Linked DNA regions of Mus musculus: region 2 is linked to region 1. The links are chromatin loops, found by intact Hi-C in ENCODE. Cell type or tissue: left cerebral cortex. All regions are shown on one strand. Links, peaks and the distances in the headings refer to the core of each region. The heading gives the core; the rest is flanking DNA.

What was found. Hi-C counts contacts between places; a loop is a spot of excess contacts. Peaks named below come from ENCODE experiments on the same cell type or tissue, not always from the same donor. Only the 100,000 strongest peaks of a DNase experiment are listed, where the experiment ranks them.
Region 2: it touches region 1 in a loop (5-fold over the local background); 1 of 42 quality-filtered maps calls a loop at or near these places.

The regions. Positions count from the first base shown.
Region 1 is chr11:61,572,553-61,585,026 of GRCm38, reverse strand. Epn2 (epsin 2) reads left to right here and starts at 5,340. Exons shown (of 11, transcript NM_001252188.2): 1 at 5,340-5,460. In left cerebral cortex, for the core only: a CTCF peak has its summit at 5,338; DNase peaks (open chromatin) are centred at 4,773, 5,313 and 5,889; H3K4me3 peaks cover 2,546 bases; H3K27ac peaks cover 2,247 bases.
Region 2 is chr11:61,169,382-61,181,855 of GRCm38, reverse strand. It overlaps Usp22 (ubiquitin specific peptidase 22), which reads left to right and starts at 6,797. Exons shown (of 13, transcript NM_001004143.4): 1 at 6,797-7,141. The coding sequence starts at 6,971. In left cerebral cortex, for the core only: CTCF peaks have their summits at 6,296 and 7,475; DNase peaks (open chromatin) are centred at 6,600, 7,511, 8,145 and 9,824; H3K4me3 peaks cover 2,688 bases; H3K27ac peaks cover 1,837 bases.

The DNA of each region.
Region 1 (12,474 bases), core at 3,331-8,330:
GGGGACAGACAGCACAGACAGTCCCACCATTGAAAATCTTAGGGTGGAGCTTGTGGCTGGGAACATTTGGCTAGCATCTGTAAGAGCCTGGGTTCAATCCAAAAATCAGACAGCGATTTAGTCAGTAATGTCCTCTATGCCTAGGTATGTACCAGAAATGTTTTATCGTTCATCCTGAGACAGGATAGAAAGACAGGAAAAAAAGCCCCTCACTCAAAAGTCTGGTAGATATCCTATATCCTTCACCAGCACAGGGTTGTCTCTAGGCATGGTAGCACACACCTTTAATTCCAGCGCTCAGGAGGCAGAGGCAAAAGCAAGGCAAAACTCTGAGTTTGAACCTAGTGTACACAGTTGAATGAAACACAAGGAAATAAATGGACGCCGGGCAGTGGTGGCGCACGCCTTTGATACCAGCGCTTGGGAGGCAGAGGCAGGCAGATTTCTAAGTTCGAGGCCAGTGCCTAAAGTATGGAGAAGATTTTTATTGTGGATATAAGGGAGAAAGCAGGCAGAGGGACGAGTCCAGGTTGAACATGGTCAGCTGACTAAACCGGACCACAAGAAGAGAGGCGGAGGGGAGCAAGAGGATGCTCAGGCTAAGCCACAGTAGCCAAAATGGCCAAGTGGAATCAGGCTTGGGGGACCTAGGGGGGATGTCCAGTCCTGAGAAAGACAAGTTGGGGATAGGGGGCAGGGTGATAAGGAACTGGGAGGAGCCACAGGAAAAAGCGGGATTGGGAAGAGCTGGTCAGCACCTCTTTGATATGTTAATGTGCACCTCAGCCACAGGTCCCAAGTTTCTGAGACCTAATACCAGAGAGTTCCAGGCCAGCCAGGACTTTATAGTGAGCACCTGTCTCAAAACGAAACATGACAACATAAGCCGCTTCTTAATGAACTCCAACTCCGATTCATACTGGTTCACTCTCAAATTAGTTCCTGCTGCGAAAAGTCCTGGGTTCAGAGTTGGCCATGTTGGAGGTGACGCTCTGTTCAGAGACATTCCCTTAATTCCCTTTTAGGGACCTTGACTCAGAGAAGCCAAACCTTTCCCTTGGCTGGGTGTGGTGGAGCATGCTATTAATTCCAGGAGGATCTCCTTAAATTCAAGGCCAGTCTGGTTTACAAGATGAGTTCTAGAATAGCCAGAGCTATAGAGTGAGGCCCTTTCTCCAAAGCAAACAAGCAAACAAAACAAAACAAAGCTACACCCTTGGACGAGCCAGTGTAAAGCAGAGTTAGAGCTTATTAAAAGACATTTTAAAAAGATTTATTTTTAGTTATGTGTCTATGGTGCCAGAGATATTGGACGCTCTGGAGCTGGAGTTGCAGGTGGTTGTTAGTGTGTGATGTGGGGGTTGGGAATTTAATTCAGTTCCTCTGTAAGAGTAGTTCGCACTATTAACTACTAATCCATCTTCTCATCCTCTAAAGGAGATTTTAATATAGATTTTAATTTCAGCATGAAGTTAAAAGAGATATTTAGAAGAAACTAAGACATACTGGAGAGCATAAGATGTGAGGAATTTATTGTCTTTCTTTTTTTAAATTTTTTTTATTATTATATTTTTATAATATACAGGATTTTTCTGTGTAGCCTTGGCTGTCCTGGAACTCGCTCTGGAGACCAGGCTAGCGTTGTTTGTACTCAAACATCTCCCTGGCTCTGCCTCCTGAGTGCTGAGACTAATTGTTGCAATAGCCTTATATAGCTCTATGTATCCTTTTGGTCCGTTTTTGAAACTATTTGCCTTTAAAAGTTACTAAAGAATCTGACTGAAGGGGGTTGGAGAAATGGCTCAGTGGTTAAGAGCTGTTCTTCCAGCTGGGCGTGGTGGCCCACGCCTTTAATCCCAGCACTCAGGAGGCAGAGGCAGGCGGATTTCTGAGTTCGAGGCCAGCCTGGTCTACAAAGTGAGCTCCAGGACAGCCAGGGCTATACAGAGAAACCCTGTCTCGAAAAAAAAAAAAAAAAAAAAAAAAAAAAAAGAGCTGCTCTTCCAAAGGTCCTGAGTTCAACCACATGGTGGCTCACAACCATCTGTAATGAGATCTGATGCCCTCTTCTAGTGTGTCTGAAGACAGCTATGATGTACTATATAAATAAATAGATAAAATAAAAATAAAGAATCTTACTGAAATCCTAGGGTGGTTTCTGAGGAGTATCAGACAGGGCTGCAATTGATAAGGTAAACTCTAAATAAAGGAAGTTAGGAGGAAGTTATCTCCATTGTAAACAATGCTTGGGAGAAGCATGAGCCTGGTTAGGATCCAGGTCATAATCATTCAGGGCTTTTTTTAAATATTCTTTTTTTTTTTTTTTTTTTTTTTTTTTGAGACAGGGTTTCTCTGTATAGCCCTGGCTGTCCTGGAACTCACTTTGTAAACCAGGCTGGCCTCGAACTTAGAAATTCGCCTGCCTCTGCCTCCCGAGTGCTGGGATAAAAATCTTTCTCTTTTTTCTTTGTTATATATAAGTACACCGTAGCTGTCTTCAGTCATTCCAGAAGAGGGCATCAGATTTTGTTACAGATGATTGTGAGCCACCATGTGGTTGCTGGGATTTGAACTCGGGACCTTAGGAAGAGCAGTCGGTGCTCTTAACCACTGAGCCATCTCACCAGCCCAAAATATTTCTTTATAAAATACTCTATGTTTTGAAGCTTCCCAGCAAATGTTATTAATTATTTTTAATCGAGGTGGAACTTTTGCTTCTTAGCTGGCAAAAAATTTCATCCAAATTCTGAAGTGAGGAGCTCTTCTTCTCCGCTTCGTTCTCAGACCTTGACCTTTCTCGTGGGTCTCGGCTTCACCTCAGCAGAAGCCTCTGAGGAGAGTCTTTCAGGCTGTTCCAGAGGATGGAGCTGTCTCCACCCTTGCCAGGCTGCTGTCATTGTCAATCTGGAGTTGTAAATGGGGCAAGGCACTATTATTTCAAGACAGTTCTCTTTTCCTCTAAGCTCCATTCTCTATAATGAGATTGTTGGGTCCCCAGTGTGTCATTTGACATGCAGGGTACTTTGAACTGAAGGACATTAGAAAGGTGTTGCCAGCAAAGTCTCTTTCTGACCCTTCCCTGCCTTTCTATATCCTATGCTCTTTCATCCCTCAAGCTGAGCCTCAGAAACTAGAATTCCTCTCCACCAAGATCAGCCACAAAGCCCAGACAATCTTTCTGTGTTGTCCATGGAGAAGTTCTGTAAGTTAGCCTGTAGGTCACTAGACCTTGCATTCAGAATGGGTTCTGTATATATCTAGAAAGCCAAGCCATAAAGAGAATCAGAACAGGCAAACCTCTCTGGTCTCCTCTCTTAGAGCTACCCTGTTCTGTCTAATCATGTCTCTGTATGGTGGCTCATTCTTCATCAAATGAACACACATAGGGAGTAGGTCAGCTTTCTCTGGGTCTTTTGAGTCTTTACTGCTGAAGGCTTCTGGCCACATCAATGATCAAGTCAGCTGTATTTTGCCCACTCCTGTTAACTAGTCTTTTGTTACAGAAGTGGCTGTTACTTTGTGATAAGGAACAGAGAAATCACATTTTCTGAAACCCAATGGGCCAGTTCAAAATGGAACTATAGTTTTTATGGCAAAGCAGGTACATAACATGTGATTTCATTCATTAATCCAGGGACACACTGTAGCAGTAAATTATGGGTCAGGGCTTCCAGCATCCAGAATGTTCTCCAGCTAGACTTTCAAAAGAAAAGTGACCACATGACCTTGTGTTAGGGGTGGCCTCCAGCTTTAATATATCGTGGGCCGAGAAAAGGACTCTAAATTCCCTGCTTTTGAGACCCAGGTGCCTTTTCTTTCTTGTGAATTTGTGAGTTCTTTATAGGAAAAATGTACTTGTGGTTCTGAGAAGTACAATGACCTGCAAACTCTCCTTCAGTGAGCAAAGGCAGAATGAAATTTTTGGGCATAGATTGGTTACAGAAATTGTCTTAGGGTTTGCATTGCTGTGAAGAGACACCATGACTAAGGCAACTCTTTTTTTTTTTTTTTTAAGATTTATTGATTTATTCTATTTAAGTATACTGTAGTTGTCTTCAGACACACCAGAAGAGGACACCGGATCTCATTACAGATGGTTGTGAGCCACCATGTGGTTGCTGGGATTTGAACTCAGGACCTTCAGAAGAACAGTCAGTGCTCTTAACCGCTAAGCCATCTTTCTAGCCTGGCAACTGTTATAAAAACAACATTTAATTGAAGCTGGCTTACAGGTTCAGAGGTTCAGTCCATTACCAACATGGCAGGAAGCAGGGCACAGTCCAGGCAGGCACACTGCTTGAGGAGCTGAGAGTTTTACATCTTAAATTGAAGGCCAACAGAAGAGTGTCTTCCAGGCAGCTAGGAGTCTCAAAGCCCACTCCCACAGTGACACACTTCTTCTAACAAGGCCACACCCACCCCAACAAGGCCTATTCTCCTAATAGTGCCATTCCCTGGGCCAAGCATATTCAAACAACTGAAATAGTTCCCTGTACTCTCCCCTTGAGCCCTGATTCATGTCCTAGACCCTGTTATGAGGGCTCTCTGCTAGCAGTTTTGGGGTCTAGCCTTCAGTTCTGACCCTTCTGAGATCCTCTCTTGGGGAAAGAGGGAAAGGACTCTCCTTACCTTCTTGTATAAGGCTCTGCTCTCATCTCTGGCCTGCCTCTGTGTGCTGTAGCTTGGCATGTGGCCGGCCCTACATTGCTTTGTTGGGTGCATAAGAGTGAGACTGCAGGCTTGCAGTTGGGGTTGCTAAATCCCAGTATCCTGATGAATCATGGGAGACTCGAGCGGCCGAGGGTTCAACCACTTGGGCTGCCAAAGTTCTGGACTCAACCTTTTTATTGAAATGCACACACAGAAAAGTATACAAATCTGAAATATGCATAAGTGAATCTTCATGAAGTGAACGCACTTGTAGCAAAATAAATCAACCCTGTCTGGCACCTGGCCTCCTTCCTGTCTCTTCATCACAACATTTTTCACGTGCAAGAGGAAATACTAGGAGACCATGGTTCTGATTAGGCTAGGCGGGGTTCTGTGCTTGAGGATTTAAGGGAGGAGCATGGATTGATGGTTAAGGTAGTTATGTATGCCCTGGGGAATTGTTGAGGTAGGGGGGATGTGTTGGACTCTGAGTTAGGGCTTCATAAATTTGTTAGGTTTGTGTAGAAGCAGGAGCTATTTAGAGAAGGCCTTGGGGGCATATGTGGGAGGGGCGGACCGGTTTGGAGGCGGGGCCTAGGAGCGAGGCAGGGCGGAGCCAGTGTGTGTGGGAGGAGCCTCCGCGCTCGGAGGGCGGGGCTCGCGCGCGCGCGCTCGCTGCCGGCGCGCCCCCTCTCGGCCGCCATGTTGGCTGGCGTGTGGGTGTCAAACGCTGCACAGGCTCGGGTCGCTCCCGCTTCTCCCGCGTCGCCGGCGGCTGCAGCCTTGCACTCGCGCTGGCCAGGAACGGAGGTGAGCCGGGACTCGCGGGGCTTGGTGTGGTGGTGGCTCGGGAGTCGGGGCGGGGCGGGGCTGCGCGCAGACCTTCTCTTCCAGTGCGTGGACGCCCCTAAGAGCACCGGCTTCCCCCTCGCCGGCCGGGGCGTGCACCGTGCGGCCAGCCGGACCCCACCCGGCTGGACGGCTCAGCCAGGCCCCGCCCCACCTGAGCCCGCTCGGAGCCGAGAGAGAGGCGACGTCTGCCTCCCGGCTTTGGCTCCTGTCCTCGCCTCACACCTCAGCGACAGAGCCTTCAGTTTGGAACAACCCCGCCCCTCCCCAGAGCGTGCTCGCCCCTCGAACCGGGTCCGAGCCGGCCGGCCCTCCCTCAGGGGACCGGGGGAAGGGGATACTCTTCCCCACGTCTTTCTCGCCCCCGGGACTGGATTCCCCTTCCCGGCCCCCACTCCACAGCACAGCGGGGACGGGGGCGGCGAAGCCAGGCTCCAGCTGCCTTTTGTTCCGCGTGGGATGGCAGAGACCTGGCGGCCCTGTTGGGCGAGTCCGGGTGGGCGAGCCGCGCGTGGGGTCGGCCTCTTCCGGGAGACCCTCGCTCTCCCGTGGGCCGGCTTCGTCGGAGCGCGAGCCGAGCGCGTTGGGAGAGGCAGGCCATTCCTAGAGGAGTCCGGGCCAACAGGTTTTTGTTTGCAACCTGAAGTTGGCCCAGTGGTTTTGCAGGGGGAGCAGATTGTCTGAGCTCCCTAGAAACCCTAGGTCGGCCGGTGTAAGTCTGTTGCTTGGTCTCGGGCCTCAGTCCTTCCCAGCGGCCTCTTCACTTTAGTGCTGCCTTGGGAACGCATTTGAAGTCTATGTTTCAGAAAAGATAGGATTTAGCTATTCTTGTGTTTTTTGACTAGGGGAACTAAGGCCCAAAATGTGTTAGCTTGCCCAAGGTCATCTAGGGATAGGGTGTTTGACACAGCTGGAAGCCCCAACTCTGGGACACTTAAGGATTTCTTCAACGTTTAGGATTCCCCCAAATCGCTTGCCTGCTATTTTTAACATTCATACAAGAAAATGGGCAAGGGAAGATGAGAAAGAAGTGTGAATTCTTCTTTTGCACAGTCAAGAAAATACCCTGTGGAAGAAGGGATTGAAATTGGGTTGAAATGATTGAAAAAGGTGAATTTCTTTGATCCATGTCCCTATTATGTAATATAAGAAAGACTTAACGGGAACTTTGTGGTCTTGTAACTCTAGATTTAGAGTGATAGCGGCAGATACTGGATTCTCTCTCGGTGATCGGCTTTGCATTGGTAATTAAGCTTTCCATCTATGTATTGTTGGTAATGAAGCTCTTGTCTGTATTTAAACGAGCTTGGGAGGAACTGCAGCTTTTCTTAGGGCATTTGTGATTAATGATTGTGTTGGGGAAACACCTGTAGGTCTTGGTTTTTTTTTTCTTTTTTTGAATGTTTGCTTTTGTTATGTTTGTGACAGGCTCTCACTGGGTAGTCAGTCTGGCCTGGAATGCACAGAGATCCACCTGCATCTGCCTTTTAGGGTGGAGATATTAAAGATGTGGGCCACCACACCCAGGCTGCTTTTGTGACTTTAAAGTTTGGTTTTCCTAGTTTTAAAGTTAGGCTAGTTATGTGTAACTGTGTGGCTGGGTTGTTGTTTCATAAACATGAATTGCAAAGTACTGTTCCACATGGGTTGATTTGAGTAATTTTGTTCAGTATTTGGATTTTTCCCTGAGCCCTGAGATAGAAGGATGGGGGCTGTGTTGGTCTCCTTTCGCTGCGGGGTGTATGGTGCCAAACATCTGAGTTACCAAGAAACGAGAAACTTTAAAAAAAAAAAGTGTGTGTGTCTGGGGGCCAGTGTATAGTGTTGGTACCCTCTGAGTGCAGAAGAGGGTGTCATGCCCCCTGCAGCTGGAGTGCATTTAGTTGTGAGCCATTGAAGTGGGTGCTGGGAAGTGAGCTCTGGTTCTTTAGAAAGTATGTGCTCTTGACTGCTTAGCATTCTCCCCAGCCCAGGTATTTGAAACTTCCAAGTGATGATACCTGGCATGGTGTTTGCAGTCTTGAATAATAGCCCATCCTTTGCAGAACCTCTCTGTGGAAATATGACTGCCTCTTATGTAATCTTTCATAATGAGGAATAGATTTCCCAAGAGTGGAGATTCTGATAAGAGTCCTGTGAAAGTAGTTGAAAAGTTTTGGAGAATCTGATTTATGTTAATGGTGTTTTTTTTTTTTTTCTTCTAGAAGTTAAAGGAAGTTTTAAATTTCACTAATAGTGGCAACTTTCGAGTTCTTTGTGGACTGAAGCATGAAAAGAATGAATTTGATTCAATTGCCCACTGTGTGCAGAGTTCTCCTGCCTTGTGGATGGGATGTGATTGAGTGCCATGAGCACCTAGTGACCCTGAGAATTTATTCCCCAAAGAGTCTCACTGTGTAACCCAGGTTGGCCTAGAATTTGATTCTCCTGCCTCACTCTCTCCAGGGATTGAATTACAGGGCACAGGATACCATGGTTGGCCCTTGGTCTGTATTTGGGTTTACGCTTGCCTCACTATCAAGCTTTTGCCAGCTGCCAATCTTTGGACCCTTCTTCCTCTGCTCTCCCAACCTTTCTACCACACAAGGTCTGTTAGGGTACTCTGGGCATTTTGAGACTGTGACACTTTGAGGCCAGTGGTTGCCTCGTCTTTCTTTGCTTTTCCAAGGCTCTGTTCAGTCTGTGACATACAATAGTACTCAGGTCTGTAATAAGTAGTCCTGTGGGCCAGGATGATGCTTCTATGATTTTGTACCACTAGTCCCACTGTTTAATCTTGCTCTGGTATAAACTGTTGGCCATCTGTACTGTGAAATGACTATCTAGTGGATTTCTGTATTTTCTTCCCGGCAGTGTTGGGAATGGAACTTGGGGCCTCACACATGCTAGGCAAAGTACTCTGCTACTGAGATGTACCCAGCCCTCCAGTGGATTGAGTTTTTGAAAATTGACATACATTCTGATAAGGCAGTCACTGGCTGTGGAGCTCTGATTGCCATGGAATGCCGTATGTACACCAGGTTGACTTGGTGCTGAGGTTGAAGGCACTCATCACCAAGACTAGCTTTCTTAATTAAAAAAAAAAGATTTATTTTATTGCTTATTATTTTATTATTTTTGTGTTTCTATGTGTACATGGGTATAGTGCTCTCAGAGGCCAGAAGAAGGTGCGGGATTCTACAAGCTTCTGGACATGGGTGCTGGGAACTGATCTGGGATCCTTTGAAAGAGCAGCAAGTGCTCTTAACTTAGCCAAATCTCAAACCCTCAAATGTATTTTCTGTATCTCTGCATGACAGAAGAGGGCATTAGGGGGCTGGTGAGATGGCTCAGCAGTTAAGAGCACTGACTGCTCTTCCAAAGGTTCCGAGTTCAAATCCCAGCAACCACATGGTAGCTCACAACCATCAGTAATGAGATCTGATGCCCTCTTCTGGTGTGTCTGAAGACAGCTACAGTGTACTTACATATAATAAATAAATAAATCTTTAAAAAAGAAGAAGGAAGAGGAGGAGGAAGAGGAGGAAGAAGAAGAGGGCATCAGGTCCCATTATAGATGGTTGTGAGCCCCCGTGGTTGCTGGGAATTGAACTCAGCACCTCTGGAAGAGCAATTAGTACATTTAACCACAGAGCCATCTCTCCAACCCAAATTTATTTTCTGTCTGTCTGTCTTTCCTTCCTTCCTTCCTCCCTACCTCCTTTCTTCTTTTCTTCTTTTGAAGCAGGGTCTCTATGTAGTCCTCATGTTGGCCTTGGACTCACAGATCCACCTGCTTCTGCCTCCCAGGTACTGAGACTAAAGGTATATGCCACCATATCTGGCCTAGAATTTTCTTAGTTCATAGTGCCTAAAAATAGAAACTTAGAAAAACAAACCCAAGGAAACATGTCTATGGCTAAGTGTATATTCATCCACAGTATCTAGAGGTGTGTTTGACCATACCTGCTAGCAGTCTGATGATTGAGAAGTCTGAATCCTAAAATCTTGATGCTCTTTTAGCAGCATTTAAAACAGAACCATTTTCATCAGAGCATAAGGTTGGGATTGAAACCTGTATGTGAGTGAAAACTCTTAGATTTGCTGGGTTAAGCTGCAAGACTCAGTATTCACACTGGGTCCCTGAGTTCCTGAAAGGCTGGGAACTGTAAATGCGTTAAAGTTCCTGGCTTTCTCCAGACCTTAGGATCTGTGGAAGTACTGTAATTTGAGTGTCAGTAATTGAATGGGCTACTTTATATGATAAGTGTTTTATTTAGGTTTGGAATTTAAAGGGGGGGAAAAAAGCATGCCTCTTTGAGGTTCCTGCTTCCCTAGAGTGGATTGATTCTTCTGTTGGGTCGTGGACTGAGCTTAGTTTCTCTTCCTGTGGATCCTAGTTCAAGCAGTGTACTGCATTTAAGGGTGTTCTAGAGAAAGAATGGGTAATTCAGCTTTCTCTGTTCAAAGCAGTGCAGAGTTGGTCCATAGGGACTCTAAGGCTTTGGTCATGTAACTCAATTGACAAATGGAGAAATAAGCTCTCCTGAGGGATGGCTGGCCATCCAGGCTAATGCATAATGTGAATTTAAAAGCATTTATAATTAATCACTTGAATGCAGGCTGTATCCTCCTTCTGCTCTCACCCTTCTTTGGTAATGTCATTGTCACATCTCTCTTATCCTGCAGCACAGTGGTTTAGAGACTCTAATGGCATAGTATGCCTGTCACAACCTCATGGCAGATTGCTTAGGAGCTGGGCATGGGGCCTGGTCCAGTGGGTCTCCTGGCTGGGTCGGGTGGGACCCACCCATCATTGAGCTTGATTTGTTCTACCCTAAAGTAAGACCAACAAGGACTACTTCATGGAAAAGACACCCATCCCCTCTCTAATTTGCTGTGCATCAGGATTCCCTAGAGGCTTGGTTTCAGTTGGTTGCCAGGCTCCACCCCAGGGTTTCCAATTCAGTAGATAAAGCCTGACAACACTCTGCCCCCTTCTTTGGATAGGTTCTTGTGTAGCTTAGGGTGGCTTGAATTCACTGTGTAGTTAAGGTTAACTTTGAATCTTGCCTCTGCTTCCTAAATGCTGAGATTATAGGCATGTGCCACCATGCTCTGGTTTATTTACTTGGTGCAGGGGATTAAACTCAGCAGGGCTTTGAGCATACCTGACAGAAAAACATTGTATCCAGGCCTGAGAATGCATAGTCAAGTTTCTAAAAAATACACTTATTACTAGTTTTGTTTTTCTTTTTTTTGGGGGGGGGGGTTTAAGACAGGGTCCTGGCTGTCCTGGAACTCGCTCTGTAGACCAGGCTGGCCTTGTATTCAGAAATTTGCCTGCCTCTGCCTCCCAAGTGCTGGGATTAAAGGTATGCGCCACCACCGCCCAGCTCCTTGTTTTGCTTTTTTTGAGACAGGGTCTCAGCCTGTTCTGGCTGTCCTGGAACTTGTTAGGTAGATCAGGCTGGCCTCTTAACTCAGATCCACCTGCTTCTGCCTTCCGAGTGGGTTAGCTATTATTATTTTCTAAAGGCAAGTGTGTATAATTTTATATTTATATATACACATTTTAATTTATGTAAATGTGTCTGTGTCTGTGTGTATGCACTATGTGGGTGAGGGTGACCACAGTATCCAGAAGAGGACATTGATTACCATAGAGCTGGAGTTAAAGGTGGTTGTGAGCACCCAGAGATGGGTACTGAGATCCAAATTCAGATCCTTTGGGAGATCATTAAATGGTACCCGTAATTGTTAAGCCATCCCTGTGGCACCTATTTATTTATTTACATTCTTGTGTATGTGCACACACCATCTTTGTGTGTGTGTGTGTGTGTGTGTGTGTAGGTCAGAGGACAACTTGTGGGAGTCAGTTCTCATCTGTTATGTAGGTCCCAGGGATACAACTCAGGTTGTCAGGGTTGGTGGCAAGTATTCTTATTTCCTGAGTTATCTTGTCAGCCCACAGAACATACGTTTTTAACCAGTGTCTGCATGTTACTGATGCTGCCAGTTTGGGGACTAGACTTTGGAATCTTGGCCTGAGGACTGAAAGAGAAGGCATGTGAGGTGTCTAGCACCAGCTGGCTGTGCAGAGGAAATGAGAATGCTTCTAAATCCCGCGCTGAAGATGGCAGTGTGGCATTTGGAAAGGAGTTCGGGTTCTCTGAGCACTGTTCTCACTTTGGTTTTTCCTGTAAGATTTGGAGCATGGTTACAAGCATCTTCCTGTGAGTTATGGGTTCATTTTCTTTAAAGATAGTTACATGAGATGAAAGTGGACTTCAAAATGGCAGGAAGTCCTCTATCCTGTTGGAAAAGCAGGTGCATTCCTACATGGCTGGCATAGTGATGACTTCCTAGGAATGCAGCTTGGAGAGGTGGTTGTTGGTCTTTGGTCTATCCAGGCAGAACACCTCAGGGTCGTTAGTCATCATCAGTCCCGGTGTTAATGAAAATCACTTCTTAATTTAGATTGATTTAATATTCTTTGGTGTTTAGAGTTTGAGAAAAAAATTTCCCCTTTCCACCATCACCATGTCTCTTGCATTTTGAAAGAACTAATGCTCAGGGTTTGGCAGCCTATACCTGGCTTCACAGTGAATGGAGGGGTACTTTGTTGTGTGTAGAGTGTGTGTTGTCTGTGTGTGTTAGTATGTGGGGTGGTTGTGGTGGTGTATGTATGATGTGTTTATGGGGTGGCTGTGAGGTGGTACATCCTGGGAGTTCTGGTGGGAGTGTCTATGGACTTTGTCTTGATAAACTGCTGTCTTGATAAAGGGTCCCTCCTTAGCTGACCATGAAGCTTGTCATTTGGCTAGGCTGTCTGGTCAGTGAACTCTTGGGGTCTGCCTGTCTTTCTCTATCAATGTGGGGTTATAGGCGTGTGCTCTGTGCTGAGCTTTTTGTGTGGGTCTGGAGATTTGAGCCCACATGTTAGTAGAGCATGTATTCTTATCCACTGAGCCATCTCTGTAGCTCATACTTTAC
Region 2 (12,474 bases), core at 4,865-9,864, 400 kb after region 1:
TCATTAGCATGAAAAGGAACTGCAGGGGCTATGACTGAATGACCTTGGTCTTTTCAGTTGGTGGTCTCAGAACAAGCAAGAGGGCCTGGGAGGAGGCAGCTCCACTCCTATTGTGTCAGATCTCAGATTTTTGGAGCTTGAGCATATCCTGGTAGTGCAGTCCCATGTGCCCTACAGACTTCTTGTTTGCTTTTTAATTATTGCTTTTTTTGTTTTTGGTTCAGTCCAATTTTAATTTCAATTTTTGAATTATTTCTTTCATCTTGGCTTCATTGTGGTAGGCCATATGTATCAAGAAATTCACTGATTCATTTTAGATTTCCAAATGTAGCAGAATCTGTGTCTGAATTTATTTATTTATTGTTGTGTATGTGTGTGCATGTATATAAGCATGCTGTGGCTTGCCAGTAGAGGTCAGTGACAACTTTGTGGAGTCAGGGATCTCTTGTCACCTTTGAATGAGTTTCAGGGTCCAGCTCCACTTGATAGTTTGTGTGCCGGGTGACTTTTCCCACCTACGGGTAGAATAATTTTTAGTGTTTTGATGATTCTTTATACTGATTTCTAGAGTGGCTGCACCAATTGGCACTCCCACTAACAGTGAACAAGGGTTCCTCTTTCTCTACGACCTTGACAGCATCCATTGTCAAGTTGTTTTGTTGGTCTTAGCCATTCTGACAGAGGTGAGAGGAAATCTCAAAGGCGTTATTTAGGTTTGCATTTCTCCGATGACTAAGCATGATGAACATTTTACTTGTTTCTTGGCCATTTTTATTTTTTTCTATTGAGGATGCTCTGTGTTGATTCCTAGTCCATTTTTTTTTTTTTTAAATGTGTTCTTTGTCTCTTTGACTCTTGTTGTTTAATTCTTGGTATATTCTGGACGCTCATCCTCTGTATAGCTAGTTGTCAAAGCCTCTCTCCTGCTTGTAGGTTTCTCCTTCACTTGGCATTTCCCCAGCTGCACTGAAACGTTTTAGTTTTATGAGTTCCCACTTGCCAATTGTTGATCTTAAACCTGGGCACATAGAGTCCTAGTCAGAAAGTCCTTTCCCATACCTAAATCTTGTAGAGTTCTGCCCATGTTTTGTTTTCCTACCAATTTTAGCACTTCAGGTTTCAGTCTGATGTCTTTGTTCCACCTGGGGCTAATTTTTTAATCTCTGTGTAGACATGGGGGTAATTTCATTCTCCTTTTCCAGCATCATTTGTCGAATGCGGATGCTGTCATTTTTCCAGTGTGTGGTTTTCTGCTTCTGTCAGATGCCAGATGGCTGTAGTTACAAGTATTCACATTTGGGCTTTCTGTTTTGTTCCAAGGATCTATATAGTCTGGTTTTATGCCAGTGCACATTGCATTCATTACTGTAACTCTGTAATGTGTCTTGGAGTCTGGAATGGCAATCCCTTGAGTATCATTCTTTTTGCTCAGCATTGCTTTGGCCATCTGCGTCTTTTCTGGTTCCTACAAATTTTAGGACATTTTTTTTTCCTGGTTCTGTGAAGAATGATGTGGGCATTTGGTTTGGATTGAATGTATAAAATGTTTTTGGTAGGATGGTCATACTCACAATATTAATTCTGCAAATGCATGAACCTGGGATGCCTTTCCATTTTCAAGTGTCTTTCTCAGTCTCCTCCTTCAGAGATTTGAAGTTTTTCTGTAAGGCCTCTTCTCTCCTGGGTTAGGCTTTGTCAAGACATTTTATAGTCTGTGATGCCACAGTAAATGGGTCTGTGCACATGATCGCTTTCTCAGTGTGTTTGTTGTGAGTGAATAAAAAGGCTGCTGATTTTTGTAAGTTGATTTTGTACTCTGCCACTTTAGTTGTTATTTCCCAAATTTGTCTGGTGGAGGTGTTTGGAGTCTCTTATGTATAGTGTCACATTTCCTACAAATAGGGATAGTCTGGCTTCTCCCTTTCCTATTTGTATCCATTTAATTTCTCCCTCATGATGTATGGCTCTGGCTGGTGCTTCAAATACTTCAAACAGGGATAATCGACAGCCCTGTCTCATTCCTGATTTTAGTAGAATTAATTTTCTCCAGTAAGGAAAATATTAAGCTGTTACATACAGCCTTTGTTATGTCGAGGTGCGTTCTCTTCAGTCCTCAATCTCAGACTTTTAACAGGAAAGTATGGTGGATTTTGTCAAAGGTTTTTAATGAATTGATTGGGATGATCATGTAATTTTTGTCTTCATATATTGAGATGAACATTTTTTTTCATTTTTCGAGACAGGGTTTCTCTGTATAGCCCTGGCTGTCCTGGAACTCACTCTGTAGACCAGGCCGGCCTTGAACTCAGAAATCAGCCTGCCTCTGCCTCCCAAGTGCTGGGATTAAAGGCGTGTGCCACCACGCCCAGCTTAAATCTATTGAGTTTTTTGTATTATTTTCTTTGTTTCTATTTTATTAATTTCTGATTTGATTTTTTATTTCTTGCTGTCTATTGGATTTGAGTTTGGTTTGTTCTCATTTTTTCCAAATTCTCGAATTGCAGTATTAAGTCATTTATTTGTGCTCCGTTTGTTTGTTTATTAGGTAGGCACTCAAGGCTGTAAACTTTCCTCTTGGGACTGCTTTTATTGTGTCTTGAAGGTCTGTTGTGGTGTGTTTTCATTTTTATTTAGTCCCAGAAGTATTTTCATTTCTTCTTTAACCCACCCATAATTCAGTAATGAGTTGTTGATGTCTATAAATTTATACACTTACTAGTTTTTTTGTTTTGTTTTGTTTTGTTTTACTCCATAATGAAAGGATATGTGGGGCTTATTTAAATTTTCTGTATTTGTTGAAGTTTTCTCTGTGTCTATTCTAGAGAGGGAGGCTTCTGTGTGCTGCTGAGGAAATGTATATTCCTTGGTGCTTGGATAGAATATTCTGTAGATATCTGTCAGGTCCATTTGATGTAGGATATCCTTTAATTCTGAGGTTTTTGTTTATTTTTTGTTCACTTAACCTATTAGAGAAGCTAGGGTGTTGAAATCAGCTATTATTGAGTTTGTGTTTATCTGTGACTTTAATTCTTTTAGTGTGCTTTTTTATAAAACATGGTGCGCCAGAATCTCATGCATATATATTTAGTAATGTAACATTTCCCGATTGATTCCTTGATTAGTATGAAATACCTTTGTCTCTCTTTCATTGTAGTTTGAGGTCTACTTCGTTGGATGTTAGAATGAAAACACCTGCTTGCTTCCTGATCCCCTTTGCTGAGAATACTTTCATTCTTTCTCTTTAAGGTGGTGCCGATCTTTAAAACTAATGTGGGGTTTCTGTAGACAACAGATAGATGGGTTTTGTTTCTTAGTAAATTCAGCGAGGTTGTTCCTTTTGATTGGAGAGTTGGGACGGCTCATATTTAAGGTCATTATTGAAAGGTGTGTGTCAATTATAGTCATTTCCTTGCTTGAGTTCTTAGTCATTTTTCGCATCCCATTAACTATAGCTTCACTTGTTTTCTTTCTAGAGTCTCTCAGCTCTGCTTATTCCTCTCTTTATTGCTTTAACATTTTTTGTTCAATATGAAATTTTTAGGCTGTTTATATCAAGGAAAATTTTCCTTTCTCTTTCAGTTCTAGCAGATACTTCTTTGAAGTGTTGGGAACTAAACTAAAGGGTCAAAACATGTTAGGTAAGCCATCCTCTGAATAGAATCTAGAATTCCTGATTAATTATGATTTTACTTTTTTGTAGGCCAATATTTTTTCCTAAAATATGTCTCTCCTTAACCAGTGTTTTATTCTGTGAATGTATTACTTGTGTGGGGTTGGGTTTCTGGTTTTGTTTTTGTGATTCTCCTATAAAGACACACAGTTTCAATTACCATGTGTACTGGCTAGTTTTATGTCAACTTGAGAGACGCTAGAGTCATCAGAGAGGAGGGAACCTCAATTGAGAAAATGTCTTCATAAAATAGGGCTTGTAGGGCATTTTCTTAGTTAATGATTGATGGGGGGAGGGTCTAGCCCATTGTGTGTGGGGTCACCCTGGGCTAGAGGTTCTGGGTTTTATGAGAAAGCAGCTGAGCAAGCCTTGGGAACAAGCCAGTAAGCAGCACCCTTCCATGGCCTCTGCATCAGCTCCTGCCTCTAGGTTCCTGTCCTGTTCCAGTTCCTGCCCTCTCTGCTTTTTATGATGGACTCTCACATGGAACTGTGAGTGAAGTAAACCCTCTCCTTCCCAGCTGCTTTTGGCCATGGTGTTTCATCATAGCAATAGTAACCCTAACTAATCACCAAGTTATAAATCGGCAGATAATTTTGATTTTATTCTTGTAGACATTAAAGAGTAGGAAATAAAACACACAAATTACATCCTCATCAACTCTTCATTGGGAGTAAAAAAACCTAGGGGCTGGGAATGTGGCACCAGTGTTAAGGGTACTTGCCTGGCACTCATGAAACCCTGGGTTTGGTCCCTAGGCCCTCACACACTGGGCATAGTTATGTGTACCTATAATCTCAGCACTCAGCAGGTGGATACAGAAGTTGGGTCATCCTTAGCTACAGAGTGAGTTTGAGGTCAATCTGGGCAAGATGAGACCCTGTCTAAGCTGTACCCACCCCCAAACACACACACACACACACATACCTAACAAACAAAAAAAGGTAAACTAAACAAGTAACTGTCCCCTGACAGATATAGTGATACATTCTTTCAAGTGAATCAGGTAGTGGGGGTGGGGTGGGAAAGTGACTGCCATTGTCAACAGGGTGACAATGGAACACTTTCACTGTACAGGGAGTTTCTGGTGAAGCCTGGCAGGTGAGGGAGTATGAGATTTGGGGTGTGGTGGAAAGCACTTTAGGAAGGGGCTCTGGATGTCTGCTAATTTGTCCTAGACCCAGGTCCCCCTCATCCCACCAGACAGGGTTTCTCTATGTAGCTCTCACTCTCCTAGAACTTGCTCTGTAGACCAAGGCTGGCCTCAACTCAGAGGTCCACCTGCCTCTGTCTCCTGAGTTCTAGGATCAAAGGCATGCACTGCTCAACACGGAGTCTTTGTTCTAGTTTTCCGTCCATTAAACTCCACAACTTCCGGATCATGGAAGTCTTGGCAGCAGTTGCTGTTTTGTTTTGTCCCACCTGTGTTGGATTGCAGTAAAATAGCCAGCAGTGGGATAAGAATACCTGAACAGCATCACATGTAAGCCAAGGGCTTCCCAAGACAATGACTGTACTTGAAAGGTTTTGTGTGTGTGTGTGAGTGAGTATGTTCCCTCACAATATGCCCTGAGTGACTCATTCACACACAGAAGTCCTTTAGTAAGCCAAAACCCTCATGCTCAAGTCCTAACTATAAAATGATGTAATATTTGCCTCTAACCTATATGGTCTGTATGCATCTTACCAGCTTCCCCACCCCACCCCTTCCTCTTTTTACTATGAGTCTCACTATTTGCTCTGGCTGACCACAAACTCCGGGCTCAAATGATCCTCCTGCCTCAACCTGAGTAGCTCCCAAAATATTCATATACACAGACACACCAACCCCCACCCACCCCCTTCTCTATGCTGTAACTCCTCTCTGGGTGATACTCAAATGCCAACTAAGATAGCATGCTAAGCCATATCTAAGCCTGAATACGACCATCACTGCTCTAAGACCAAGCTGGTACTCATTGGACAAGCCACAACTGCAATTGCTCCTCGGAACCATGACATCAAAATGCCTGTCGGCAATTTTTCTCGGCTGTCTTGTCTGCTAGCTGCTGTTACTGCAGTACACCGATGAACTCTCTACTTCTTCTGCCTTTTCTGTCTTGGAGAATTATTTCACTGCTCCACATCATGGGTACCTGTCTGCCTGAGTTTGACACCTAGCTGTTATCCTGTTTAAGGTATAACAGGAGAGAGGTGTCTATTTACTCGGTATATACAATTTGTAGGGCAGAAGATCAATATTTTCTCTTCTGAGTTGGTTTGCTGCACATCTGTGTAACCCTCAGATAGGAGAGCTAAATGCATCATAGCTCTATACTGTTCCTACTTAATAATAGAGTGTAATGTGGCTAGTACAAATTGAATTGCTATACCAAACCTGTATAACACGATATTTCAAAGCCAATGTAAAAATTTGACTTGATATTCTGTCTTTATTTGACTGCTTGTTAAAATTAATTTTATCTTTCTTGGTGCAAAATATTGTACAAAATGTAGCCACTAAAAAAATTCGTATACCAGTTGGCATTCTAGTTCAATAGGATAACGCTGAATAATATCCTAGGGAAGGGAAGATCTGTATTCTTGCCACGCCCAATCTCCAGCTGTGGCATTGCGGTACCCAACACAGTCGCCAAGATGGCAGTCTCTGCAGAAACGCCCACACTAGGAACTCCAAGGACCAACAAACAGAACCTAGAAACCCTCCTTTCAGAGAACTCGCAGACGCAGGCCCTACCCTGCCCCACCCCTCCGTCGCCCCGCCTCTTTGCGGCAGAGCTCAGGCCGGTGCAAACCGGTTCAGTGGCCTGACTGACACTCAGTTTTACCCAATCCTCAGCACGCCCCGCCTTCCAAGGAGAGACTCGAAACGTCAAATCGCTGGCGTCTCCGGAGGCGGTTCGAAAGCCTATAATAGGCGCAGACCGTGTCTTAGACCGGCAAACCACCAATGGTGTGACGCGAGGGCGGGACCCTGTTGACCCAACCCGAGGCCTTCGGCTTTTCTCTGGAGCCAGCGGGCGAGAGGAGGGCTGATAGGCGGGGTCTAGAGCAGCGGAGCCTGCGCACTAAGGCCGCCGGCCTGGGTGACGTTATCCTTTCCCGCGGACAGCTCCGCCCTGTCCCGCCCAGCCTCGCCCCGCCCTCCTCGAAGTCAGAGGGTGCTGCGCGTGCGGTGGGTGCTGCTGTAGCCTGCCTGAGTTCTCAACGCGGTCTTTGTCCCCCAGCTTTGTTCTCGCCGCCCTGGCGTCGTCCTCGCCCCCGTCGCCGCCTGCCCCGCGCGCCCGGGCCTTGCCCGCCATGGTGGCCAGGCCGGAGCCTGAGGTCGAGGCCATGGACGCTGAGCTGGCGGTACCGCCGCCTGGCTGCTCGCACCTGGGCAGCTTCAAGGTGGACAACTGGAAGCAAAACCTGCGGGCCATCTACCAGTGCTTCGTGTGGAGCGGAACTGCCGAGGCTCGCAAGCGCAAGGTGAGCCCAAGGCTTGCGCCGCTCTGCGGGCTGGGAAGCGGGGAGTGTAGGTGGGAGAGGGAGAGGGGAAGCCTGGTAGTCGTGGGGAGGGAGCCTGGCCTTGCGGGGAGGGCGTGAGGGGAAGCCTTGCCGTGAGGGGGTGGGGCCGAGGAATGGGCAAGGCGAAGCCTCGCGGTGCAGGGAAGGGGCTAGAGGAAGCATCCCGGTGCAGGAAGGGGGACTAAGGAGAACCTCGCAACGTGGGGAGGGGGCTAGAGGAAGCGTCGTGGTGCAGGGAGGGGGCTAGAGGAAGCATCACGGTGCTGGGAGGGGTCCAGGGACCACCTAGTGGACGCTGTTGGGAGTGTGGCGGTGGAACCCACGATGGGAGGGGGAGGGGTATCTGAGTAGGAGGAGGAAGATCTGTCTGGACATTCCATTGAGGAGTATTTGTCTGTAAAGGTAGTGGTGGGGGCCTGGGGTCTGCAGGGTAGTTCCGTGGATAACAGCTCGTTCCCGGGGCTGAGACCCTTCGCGGACACCTGAGGCTGGCAGGGCCTCCGCGCACTCGAGTTGAGAAGCGAGATTTTTAGGACGTAGGAGGTGATTGACAACCGCAGCCTTCGAGAGTGGCTATTTTGTTGTTTTGGGTCCTGTAAATCTCAGCAACTATGATGATTTTATTAGTGATTTGGAGATGGGAAAACATTATTTTCTAATTTAAAAAAAACTTCATAATTACAATTTGATTTTGAAGGTGAAAAGTGGAATAGAAAATTTTGATTGTTTCTATCTTGAGTAGCATTTTATAACGGGAGAACTGACAAATCTGCTGGGTGTTTCATGTTAAGCATCAAACTCTCCCTCTTTAGTTTCTCGAGGCAGGACTTCTCTCTATAGCCCTTGGCGTTCTTTTCTTTTTTCTTTTTTCTTTTCTTTTTGGTTTTTCGAGACAGGGTTTCTCTGTGTAGCCCTGGCTGGCTTCGAACTCAGAAATCCGCCTACCTCTGCCTCCCGAGTGCTGGGATTAAAGGCGTGCGCCACCACGCCCGGCTGCCTTTGGCAGTTCTTAAACTCGATTTGTAGATAGCTGGCCTCTAACTCACACAGATCCACAGGCCTCTGCTTCCAGAACGATGGGATTAAAGGTGAATGCAAACCACACCCCCCCCCACTCCCACCCCGGCCTAAATTCCCCCTTTTTAAATCAATCGTGGCCATAATATAAGTCTTTGAGGGCGTTAAAGGCTTATGTTCTGTAAGAGTCTTTTAGGATTGGAGCAAGAGTTTTGGTAATAGAAGCATATGATAAAAAAATTACTAGAGTTGTCTTACTTTGTATTTTGAGACAGGAGCCTTTCTCTGTGGTCCAGACTTAACCACCCAGTCTTCCTGTCTCAGCCTCGTGAGAACTAGGATCACAGCAGTAAACGGTCACTGATCCATTCTGTTGCTTCTTGGATTGAGATGTGCTATAAAGTCATTTTTACATTGGGATTAAATGGAGGAATCTTCCCCTTTCTCTTTCCTTGTTTTGCTTTCTTCATCTCCCCAGACTCTTAGTTTTGTATAGCACTACACAAGGAAATGAAAAGTTTCCTTTTTAATTAGGGCTGCTCAGCTCAATGTTTAAATCTCCACCGTGCTACAAGTTCTTTGTTAAGTGATCTTCACAGCCAAGAGTTGGGACACCAGGACAACACTCAGAAATTGTGTTGTTTTGGTGGACTAAATTAGGAAATGAAGGCAGATAGCTATGCTCTGAAGGTGCCCAAACTTAAGGTTGTGAACAGAACTTCACTCCTGAAGTTCTCTCCGACTTAGAATGTTTTCATTTTACAAGTCAGTGAGTCATAAAAAAAAAAGAAAAAAAAAGTTTGGCCTTGCATGGTGGTGAAAGAAGAAGAAGAAGAAAAAGAAAAAAACAAAGAATACAAATGACCAGTAAATATCTGGAAAGGTATTCCTCTTCAACCACCAGAGCAAGGCTGGTTAAAACTGTGCTGAAATTCCATCTTACCCCAGGCAAACTAGGTACCCTGAAGAGAAAGGAGAGCAAATGCATGGAGAAGCCTTATGCACAATTGCAGTGGGGATGCAGACTGCTGCAGCCTTCTGTGAACCAGTGGAGAGTTCTCAAAGACCTGGTCACTGAGCCACCACACTCTGAGGTATAGACCCAGAGGTCTCTAAACAAGCACAGCGATGCAGAAAGGGGGACATCTGGGGAGAGGGAGGGGAAGGAGAGGGTAGTATTGGAGGTGAGTTGAACAAGGTACAGTGATAATGTAATAAAATGTCATAATGGGCCAGGCATGGTGGTGCACGCCTTTAATCCCAGCACTTGGGAGGCAGAGGCAGGCGGATTTCTGAGTTCAAGGCCAGCCTGGTCTACAGAGTGAGTTCCAGGACAGCCAGGGGCTACACAGAGAAACCCTGTCTCAAAAAACAAACAACAACAAAAAAAGATGTCATAATGAAACTGCTATATGACAACTTAAAAAAGTGGAGAAGCACCGTAGGTGTCTGTCAGGGTTGTAGCCTGTGGAGTGTGACTTAGGAGAGCCAGCACCTTCATGTGGACGTGGTGGCAAAGGCTCCCTGCATGGCCTGTTCGAGGTTTAACTTCCACTTCATTCCACCAGCTCACAGAGCTAGCTCTCAGTACTGGCTGATGGCAGGCTGGTCCCAGGCAGGCTGCTGCTGGCTCAGGAGCCACGTTCCTCCGGGAGCCCACAACAGTCACTGTTTGTGGGTGGGAAGCAGCTTCGCTGCCTCTGGCTCTATGACTGGCTGTGCTGCTCCATAGGACCCCTGGTCAGGCACTCCATTGTGCCTCTCAATGGCTGCTTCATGATGACCCCTAAATGGGGTTTAAAATCTGAGCCTTGAGGATGACTGGGAATTCATATTCAAACTTAGCAGTATTGGTAGATGGAAACAGGTTAATAGTGGCAGTGACCTCTGCCACTGTCCCCCGGCTGTTGTAAAACTCCCAGGCCCCAGGCACTGAAATGTCAGGACGACTTCCCTGGCAGGACTCTAGAAAGAATCCATCCTGGCCTCCCTCTTCCAAGACCCTGGCCCAACCTCCAGTCATTCACATGGGTTTAGCCTCTGGTCCCATCACCATCTCTTAGGAGGGGAGGTTACCTGGACGAGCATTTAGGGCTAACCCCAGACTGTCTGGGTTAACCATGCCTTTGCTTAAATATCATGAACATTAATTTTGAAGGTGTTTTATGAGCTACCCCAGGGCTTTGATGGTTTTTTTGTTTTGTTTTGTTTTAACTCAGTGCTATGAAGTAAACCATTGTCTAAATTGCAACCTGCACTTGAGTGAACCCAGAATGTACACTACACATAAGCTCTATAGGTAGGTAGCACCCACTTCAGGATCTTGAACTGCTGTAGCATCGTGGCCACTGACTTTGCCATTAAGTAAAGGTTAAACTTACGGTTGTGCTAGACATACTTCAGTAGCCCAGTAGCCTCAATGTAGCTAACAAGTTGTATAAAAGAGGTAAGGGGAGGGTTATTAATAATTGAATTTTTTTAAAGGCAGTGTTTCCCTATGTAGTCCACGCTGGCCTCAAACTCAGCAATCCTCCTGCCTCACCTTTCAGAGTACTGAGACTACAGGTGTGTGCCACTGTGTTTTGCTAAAGTCAGAGTTTTATCTCTGTCAAAGACCACTTCTGTTCTGTATGGTCATTGGGAAGGGAAGCTGTCCTGGCTTTTTTTTTTAATCTATTAGCTCAGAAAGATGTGTCTTCCATACAAGTAGCAAACTTGCAGTTCTGCCTTAGTCTCTGTGGATTGTACAGTAGGCTCTCGTCACCAACTGGCGAGAGTCAGGCAGGTGGTCCATGAGGACTTTCTTGTTCTCAGACTAGCATAGAGACTGCTTATTTTGTGTGTTGGAGTCATGGCCCTGAGAAGACACAGGTTATTTCACAGTTTTAAACTGCTCATCCATCAGATGTGGTGACCCTTTAAATTCCTGCAGGATTTCACCTATGAATTTACCTAAGTTTGCTCTTTGTCCTTGTTTTGCACTCCGCTTTTTAAGCCATATGTTAGAGGATATGTACATCTTGGTGATTTAATGGAACAGACAGAAAGGGCCAGTGTGGCTCAGTGGATAGAGGTGCTTGCCACTGAACTGGGTGGCCTGATGGGACCCACTTGTGATAAGAGCCAGCTTCCACAGGTGGTTCTCTGACCTGCACACCCCCTGCGACATTGTACACTTTCACACACAAATACAATACATTTAAAAACAGAGCAGTCCATTTCTTCTGCCAGTCCTTACTCTCATCTTCGTGGGTGTCTGCTAAGGCTTCCGTGGAGTTTGGCGTGCTGCCTGCCTCTGTATTTTAATGTGATGGAGCATGTGGGGTGTACTTTACTATGTAGTTCCTTTCTCAGTGTTGTGTCTATTGAGATTCATTCACGAGACAGGTTATAGCCTTTTTTCTGTCTAGGAGTTTTACAGCTTATAAGTTCAGTTTAATGTGTATCTTTTATTAAAAAAAAAAAGAAACCTACAATAAGTAATGTCAGAAAACAATTGTCATAATTTCCATTGGTTCATTTTTACCATTCTTTATTTTATGTGTGTATTTGCCTGATGTATGTCTGTGTACCACTGTGGGCCTCTACAGAGGCAAGAAGAGGGTGTCAGAGTCCCTGGAGCTGGAGTTACAGGAAGTTGTGAGTTGCTGTGTTGTTGTTGGGGATTGAACTCGGGTCCTCTGCAAGAGCAGACAGGACCTTTTTAACTGTTGTGCCATCTCCAGGTCCAGTTTTACATCCGCCCTCACCCTCGTTGTATAAGAATTGGTTGGTGACATCTCGGTAGTTATTGCCATTGCTGCCATAAGAATGAGGGCATAGTCTGTGACGATAATAATGAACACTGTCCAGGAATAATGAGGGAATGTGGCTATCTCATACGTAGTCCATACTCAAATACAGACATGTATTGTTTCCAGATACTAAACTCCCTGAGCTAACCTATAATAATAGTTTCTTCATCATCATCAGAAGAAGAAATAATATAATAATAATGATGATGATGGCTGGGACCAGATGATGATGGTGATGGCGGCGGCTGGGACTAGATGTTCAGTAGGTAGGCCTACTGGGCACTCTGGATCCAAACCTAATTACAGATTTAGCAAAAAAACAAAACAAAACAGAAAACAACAACAGCAAAACAAACAAAATCAAACCGGAAACCTAGTAGTCCAGGTGCATTAGACAGAGCAGGGTGCTGCCCTTCATGGGTGAAGGAACAGGAGAGTATGAGCTGGAGTATTCAGTGCTATGAGGTTTTGTGCCCACCTCTG